2 separate regions of the Homo sapiens genome follow, and region 1 is linked to region 2. Evidence: read pairs that join two places in POLR2A ChIA-PET (ENCODE). Cell type or tissue: OCI-LY7. All regions are shown on one strand.

The links. ChIA-PET counts read pairs that join two places held together with the same protein. Peaks named below come from ENCODE experiments on the same cell type or tissue, not always from the same donor. Only the 100,000 strongest peaks of a DNase experiment are listed, where the experiment ranks them.
Region 1: POLR2A ChIA-PET joins it to region 2 with 5 read pairs; 10 of 35 experiments call an interaction of 5 or more read pairs at or near these places.

Annotation. Positions count from the first base shown.
Region 1 is chr6:5,173,385-5,177,384 of GRCh38, forward strand. The region is part of intron 2 of LYRM4 (LYR motif containing 4); the gene reads right to left. The region is part of intron 3 of LYRM4-AS1 (LYRM4 antisense RNA 1); the gene reads left to right. Among named protein-coding and RNA genes, the nearest start is that of MIR3691, 27 kb to the left of the region's middle. In OCI-LY7, CTCF peaks have their summits at 719, 2,008 (motif pointing left) and 2,208; DNase peaks (open chromatin) are centred at 677, 1,097 and 1,987; H3K4me3 peaks cover 2,081 bases; H3K27ac peaks cover 2,529 bases.
Region 2 is chr6:5,265,096-5,269,095 of GRCh38, forward strand. The region is part of intron 1 of FARS2 (phenylalanyl-tRNA synthetase 2, mitochondrial); the gene reads left to right. Among named protein-coding and RNA genes, the nearest start is that of FARS2, 5.6 kb to the left of the region's middle. In OCI-LY7, no CTCF peak of the experiment used is centred here; no DNase peak of the experiment used is centred here.

The DNA of each region.
Region 1 (4,000 bases), 92 kb before region 2:
AGTTTCTAACCTCTGTATGAGCACATTCATGTATGTTCTCGAGATTTGTAGGGCTAATGAATCACGAAGTCTGAATCAGTCATACAATAAGAGTTCTAAGAACAAATACCTGCATTAAAGATGCCACACTTTAAAAAGTTAAACATGATGTGTAAAATTACAATCCTTTTCTTTTCTATGAATGATATCCTACATTAACACATTTGAAATTCAACTAAATTATGCTTTTGAACAGTTAATGAGTACCCCAGTGATCAATATTTCATATTTTCAACTTTTTTCATTTACAAATTCTTTGATTGAGTACTATATGCTAATCACCTTTCATAAAACAGTCCATTGCTCTGAGTGTACGGCTCATGTTTAAATATGTATGCAGAAGAGAAATCCATTTGATAAAAAGATATGTCCTGAATTAATGCGGTGGGTTTTAAAATATAGCCGTAACCTGCTTTAAGGCAGGTTAGACATAGAGTTGCTTTCAATAGGAAGCTGTGCTGGAGACAACAGGCAGATTCCTGGCAGTATGGGTTGCTGTGGTATGAAAAGATCTGTGAAGTGACACTGGAAACTATAGACTGGGGGGCTTTGTTTCGAGGCCTGGGGTAAATGCAGGTCCAAGGAGGAAGCTTCCATTTTGTCCTGAGCCCCAGGATTCTGTGAGAACTGCAACCCAGTGTGCAAAGTGCAGAAAGCTGCCTCCTCTTCGCTCTCTCAGTTCTCTTTTGTTGTCAGACCTGATGTTTTCCTTAGTAGATTCTCTGGAAACATTCTCTGTTTTTTTTTAAGTTAGGGCAAAGAAAAAATAAAGAGTCTTTCACAATCAGCTGTTGGTGTTTAGAGCTTACAACGCATTTTGCAGTGAATGCTCTACAGAGTATCAAAAAATTCATTAAAATTTCACCTGCACAGAGAAAACACAACTAATTTTACCCCTACAGGGCATCAGCTGTGTTACTAAGGACAGTGTCACCTTTAAAGTCAATTCCTGTGGTTGAAATGAGGACTATATGCATCTGTCCTGCTTCCGGCTCCAACCAGAAGTGGTAATGAGGAGAGACAGACGGATGCACAATGATAGTCTTCACAAAAGCTCGAGTTTCAAAATGAAAGGGGAGAGTACTCAGCGCGTCGCATCCTGTTTGGTGTCACTAGGACCTTTCTTCTCAGAGGAAGGAGGCTATTTATAAACTTAATGGTTACTTCAAGGAGGGCAGGCAGAAAAATAAATCTTTAGCTTCAGATTTCTTAAATCTTCTCTTGGTCACTGTTTATTTTGTCTAATTTTCTATAACTTTTATTTAGTCTTTACACTTATAATTGGTAACTGGAAGGTCCCCAATACTAAATTAAGGTGTGTATATATAAACATATATTATCCCCCCTCTCTTTTGAACAGATGTTGTCATGCTTAGGACAAGTTTAAATTCTAACAAACGTCGAGAAAGGCTGAGAATATAAAAGATAAGCAAGGCTTAACGTCAAAATTGAAGCTCTCTTTCAGTTTTATACAGCTAATCATTAAAGTTCTGCTCCTCAGCCAATTCAGCTTAGACACATCACACACGTAATTAATGCACAAAATGCTGCCATTCATGTGCAGATGAAGGAAGGATGCGGTCTATTTATTGAGCGCCTAGATTCTCAGTTACAAGAATTCTTTGCAAATATGATTTAAAGTAAGTAGTATTTAAAGAAGCAATGGCATTCCAGACCCCAATGTGGAAATTTCTGGGGATAAACATAAATGTGCAATCTTAAATAATGCCTTGTTTTATGAGTTCTGGGTCTTTCAAAGAGGGGCTCAGAGCCAGTGCATAGACAAGAGCATAAACCCAGATCTCATGGTATGCTTTTAAAACATTATGAAGCAATATTTCAATATCTAATTTCACATTAAAATGGGAAATCTGGAAACACAAGGACTTCATTCCCACCTCCGTTTGGAACAGCTGTCCTTTAAAACGTAGAGGCCTTCTAGTCAGCCACAGCGCCCTCCACTGGCACTTCTACACATGCCAGCCTCATCCTTCACTTTCCTGCTCGACCTGTGGATTCAAGAGGGAATAGGACACAGGTGGAGTTCTAGGCCCTTATCCTTGAACTGGATTGAGGAAGGGATGGGAGAGGAGAATTAAAGAAGAAAATCAGGAAAAACCATTTCCTGAGGTTTCCAGGATAAAGGGCCAGTGGAATACTAAGGAGAGGGGGCCTGTGGTGGTTTTAAAACAGGGTCACACATTTTGTGACACCCCTGCCATTGAGAATCGGGGGTCTATGTTCCCACACTTTGAATCTGAGCCTGTGACTCCTTTGACCAAAAAAATATGGCAGAAATGAAACTACATATTTCCAAGGCTGTTTCACAAAAGGCCACACAGCTCTGCTCTGTCCTCCAGAACACTCTCCTCTGCAGTTCTGCCCACCAAGTAGGAAGTCGCACTGCTCTGAGGCTACCACGATGTGAGGAAGCCCCGGCCACACAGACATTCTGCTCTACAGCTGCTGCTGATCCTGGCCTAGGCACCAGACCTGTCTCCGGGTGATTCCAAACCCCAGCCATTTGAGTACACCCAGTGTTACAGTCTTCCCAGCTATGGCTGATAGCATGTGCACTATCAGCATTCCCGGCCCAGATAATCTGTGAGTTATAACAAAAATGGTGGTTGTATTACGCTATTAATTTTTTTTTTTTTTTGAGACAGAGTCTCGCTCTATTGCCCAGGCTGGAGTGCAGTGGCGTGATCTCAGCTCACTGTAACCTCTGCCTCCCGGGTTCAAACTATACTTCTGCCTCAGCCTCCCAAGTGGCTGGGACTACAAGCATGTGCCACCATGCCTGGCTAATTTTTGTATTTTTAGTAGAGATGGGGTTTCACCATATTAGCCAGGCTGGTCTTGAACTCCTGACCTCATGATCCACCCGCCTCAGCCTCCCAAAGTGCTGGGATTACAGGCATGAGCCACCGTGCCTGGCCTACGCTATTAAATTTTAAGGTGGTAGAAACAGATTGTTGGTATACTAAGGCCTACGGAATACTAAGAAATTATCTGAAATGGCTTCTTTGGTGCTACCAGTGATACTGTCTGTTAGCCTTTGCTGGGTTCTAAGCTTTACCTGAGATAATCAAATTGAGTACTCACCTGTCTGCTGTCCGTTCCTCCCCTCCTCAGGAACCAATGGGAAGGAGGTTTCCTGGGCAGTTTTCATAGACTGCACCCTGATGAGCAGTGTGGTTTAGAAATAAGTCTTGGCTGTTACTGAGGCCTGAAGCACTGAAGGAAGTGTGCTTATGTTATGATCTGACAGAGTTACCTTTGAAAATGAAGTTTCGGTCTTCATCTTGAACACAAGGATAATGACAGCTGATTATCTGTTTCTTTCACAGTGGTTAAAAGTTTTGGTGAATGTGTATCTCAGATTTCTAAAAGTGTGAGTATATAATTTCATCTACAATGGCATGAGGCAGAAGTATAAGTTCTGAAAGCTCCTGTACATTTCCCCAAGCTTCCCATCACATAATTACAAATGAGTAGTGTTGTCCACAGGAAGATACTTGTTTTAATACTCCAAATAACTTATTTCAGTAGCACACATTTTGATTAGGATTGTTGACTGTTTGAAAATATCTCAATAGATCCCCTACTGTGTAAATGTCATACATGTGCACAAAACTTGAGAATGCCAATAGGAAGGGAAAATATGGAAAAGTGCGAATACAGTTGCACCATCGACAGCTGCCAGAGGACTCTCAAGGCCTCCTGTGTCTTCCCCGTGTGTTTAAAAGAACTCTGCTCTTAACAGGTGTGACCACTGCTGAAATCACAGGTGAGCGTAGAAGATTCTCTGCTACTTAATATCTTCTTAAGGCTGTCCTCAAATGCCACAGTCCTCTTACAGACTGAACAAAGAAGTTTTCCTAGTAATGCAGTAACAGTTAGGGATAAGCATGTCCTTGGAGGAGTACTGCACCCAAACATTTTAATCGCTTGGAACTCA
Region 2 (4,000 bases):
GCCAATAATTTCTTTTTGACAGTTGCTGCGATATGAGTAATATTAGTAAACGCTAAAGGAATAGGGAAGAGGAATATTGAACCAGGAGTTTCACCTATGGGAAGGCTTTCCATCGTAGAAGGTGTTTCCAGAATGAGAAGTAAAAGCCAGATGAGGAATGTGGTTAAAGATTGCAGTGTATATCCAAGCATGGAGGAAGAAGGGTGCTTGATCTATTTAGAGAACTCTTAAGTGTTTTAGAATGGTAGGAGGTGGGAAGGGAGGGACCACTGAAGTGTTTAGCCCTGTACTAGCTTTATTTTAGTGATGTTTTCTCTCTGTCTGGAATAAATCATTTCTTCCCTTATGCATTGGCTGAGTTATATAAGTAGAACTTAACAGCTGAGCTGTTGAAATGGAGATTATTTATTCAGGTACTGATAACCTTTTGTTTCAAATCATGACTTTGAATCCTATATTCCAGAGGCACTGAAATGTTATTTATTTACCTGTGCATTCAAGAGATAGCTGGCAGCCTAGCAATTTAAGTTACTGTTGTTGTGGTAACTTGAGGGCGATATATAAATCAAACACTGATCCTGTTTTCCAGAAGTTTATACTTTAAATGCATTTGTATATGATTAAAATAAGGTATTAGGTTGGTGAAAGTAGCTGCAGTTTTGACCGTTACTTTTAAGGGTGAAAACAGCAATAACTTTTCTACCATCCTGTACAAAGGGCTGCTGAAGCGTTGTGGGGTCTCAGTGCAAGGAGAGGTCACTTCATCCCTGATGCTTGGGCCACACCTCAGACCAACAGCAGTGCTAAGGCCCAGGCTTCAGATAATTTTGTTTAATTTTTTTTTAAAATTCTCTCCATGATTGGGTAGAGCCAGGGCTGAGAAACATTGACCTGAAGGAATTAGGGGGCTTCATGGAGGAGGTAGTGTTTGTGTTGGGCTTGAGAGGATTTAAGTTTCTCCTGGGCCTTGAAAGGAATTGAAGGATTTAAATGTTTGAATGTGGTGGTAAGATGGCTACTGTAGGTGGAAGATGACTCACCCTTTACCTTGAAAGGATGAAGGAGAAACCCTGATTGAGGTCTAAGAAAAAACAATCATGACCTGCGGAAGGCTTTGGCCAGAGCTGTAGAGTGCATGAGGGTGAGAACGGGGAGATCCCGTGAAAAGGTAATACATCGGCTTTCATATGTTTTAGGCATGAGATGAGCTGAATCCTGATATGATTTGAGTTAGTCTTCCCATGACCTGATGGAAGAGCTGTTATCTCCATTTAAGAAAAGTGAAGCTGCCCAGGTGTGGTGGCTCACATCTGTAATCCCAGCACTGTGGGAGGCTGAGGCAGGAGGATCACTTGAGCTTGGGAGTTTGAGGCCAGCCTGGGTAACATAGCGAGACCCCATCTCAATAAAATAGAATAAAAAAAAGAAAAAAAAATGAAGCTGAGAGTTTATTTAGCCAGGGTCACACAGCTGGAAAGTAGCTAGTGTGGACCTTGGCCTGAGATGTGATCTGTCTAGCTATGATACAACACTGCTTCACAGATAAAGTACCAGCTTCAGGAATTGGAAGGTTATTGATTTTTCTTGGATAACATGGGTACATTTCAGTCATATTTGAATTTTAATTTAGTTGGATTCTCACTTATTTGTAAAGCTAACCGGTTTGTATTGGAAATATTATAAATATTCTGGGAATCTCAAATGTTGATTTTATACTAGCTTTTTAGTTATTTAAGATAAATTTACATTTTATTCTATTAACATCTCTTTGAAAAGACGTAGTGCTTTTTTAGGTTGTCTATTTATGTGTGTATGTGAGACATTTCCTCTTGGGGGATTCTCTGAGACTCACATTTCTGTAGAAGCTTTTTTCAGATATACTTATGAAAATCTGTTCTCTGTTTTGAGAAATCTTGAAAGCTATGATATGTTGCAACTAGACACTCTAGCTTCATTGATTGGAGGCTAAGGGTTCCCGTATTTGTGGGCAGTAACAACAAAATTGACAATTTATTTTGTGTAAAGTATTTCAAATGTCAGTTATTTCTAGAGGTTTTTTTTCTTAAAAAAAAAAAACTCATTAATTCTTTTCATTGTAAAGGAAAGAAACCATCTTTTCATGCTACAAACCCCGACCACCATGAGAATTCTTTTACAGTGTGATTTGTTGTAATCTGTTATAGATCACTTTCATTCTTTCTTTCTTGCTGCATATGAGGGACCAGTATTTTAGGAATAATGTTTTCATATTGTCTGGATATTTTAGGATGATTTGTTAATCAAACTAGCTACAGCTTATTGTAATGATAGCTATTATTTATTTAGAGTTTGTTTTCTCTCTTCTAGGAGCTTTGCCATGAAAAGAACAGTCCAGGCCAGGCGTGGTGGCTCACACCTGTAATCCCAGCACTTTGGGAGGCCCAGGCAGGTGAATCACGAGGTCAGGAGATGGAGACCATCCTGGCTAACACAGTGAAAACCCGTCTCTACTAAAAAAATACAAAAAAAATTAGCCGGATGTGGTGGTGGGTGCCTGTAGTCCCAGCTACTCGAGAGGCTGAGGCAGGAGAATGGCATGAAGTTGGGAGGTGGAGCTTGTAGTGAGCTGAGATCGCACCACTGCACTCCAGCTTGGGAGACACAGCGAGACTGTCTCAAAAAAAAAAAAAAAAAAATCGCCACACTGTCTTCCACAATGGTTGAACTAGTTTACACTCCCACCAACAGTGTAAAAGTATTCCTGTTTCTCCACATCCTCTCCAGCACCTTTTGTTTCCTGACTTTTTAATGATCGCCATTCTAACTGGTGTGAGATGGTATCTCATTGTGGTTTTGATTTGCATTTCTCTGATGGCCAGTGATGATGAGCATTTTTTCATGTGTTTTTTGGCTGCATAAATGTCTTCTTTTGAGAAGTGTCTGTTCATATCCTTCGCCCACTTTTTGATGGGGTTGTTTGATTTTTTTCTTGTAAATTTGTTTAAGTTCTTTGTAGATTCTGGATATTAGCCCTTTGTCAGATGGATAGATTGCAAAAATTTTCTCCCATTCTGTAGGTTGCCTGTTCACTCTGATGGTAGTTTCTTTTGCTGTGCAGAAGCTCTTTAGTTTAATTAGATCCCATTTGTCAATTTTGGCTTTTGTTGCCATTGCTTTTGGTGTTTTAGACACGAAGTCCTTGCCCATGCCTATGTCCTGAATGGTATTGCCTAGGTTTTCTTCTAGGGTTTTTATGGTTTTAGGTCTAACATTTAAGTCTTTAATCCATCTCACATTAATTTTTGTATAAGGTGTAAGGAAGGGATCCAGTTTCAGCTTCTACATATGGCTAGCCAGTTTTCCCAGCACCATTTATTAAATAGGGAATCCTTTCCCCATTTCTTATTTTTGTCAGGTTTGTTAAAGATCAGATGGTTGTAGATGTGTGGTATTATTTCTGAGGGCTCTGTTCTGTTCCGTTGATCTATATCTCTGTTTTGGTAACAGTACCATGCTGTTTTGGTTATTGTAGCCTGGTAGTATAGTTTGAAGTCAGGTAGCGTGATGCCTCTAGCTTTGTTCTTTTTGCTTAGGATTGACTTGGCAATGCGGGCTCTTTTTTGGGTCATATGAACTTTAAAGTAGTTTTTTCCAATTCTGTGAAGAAAGTCATTGGTAGCTTGATGGGGATGGCACTGAATCTATAAATTACCTTGGGCAGTATGGCCATTTTCACGATATTGATTCTTCCTATCCATGAGCATGGAATGTTCTTCCATTTGTTTGTGTCCTCTTTTATTTCATTGAGCAGTGGTTTGTAGTTCTCCTTGAAGAGGTCCTTCACATCCCTTGTAGGTTGGATTCCTAGGTATTAGAACTAGAAATACCATTTCACCCGGCAATCTCATTACTGGGTATATACCCAAAGGATTATAAATTATGCTCTGTAAAGACACATGCACACATGTGTTTATTGCAGCACTGTTCACAATAGCAAAGACTTGGAACCAACCCAAATGTC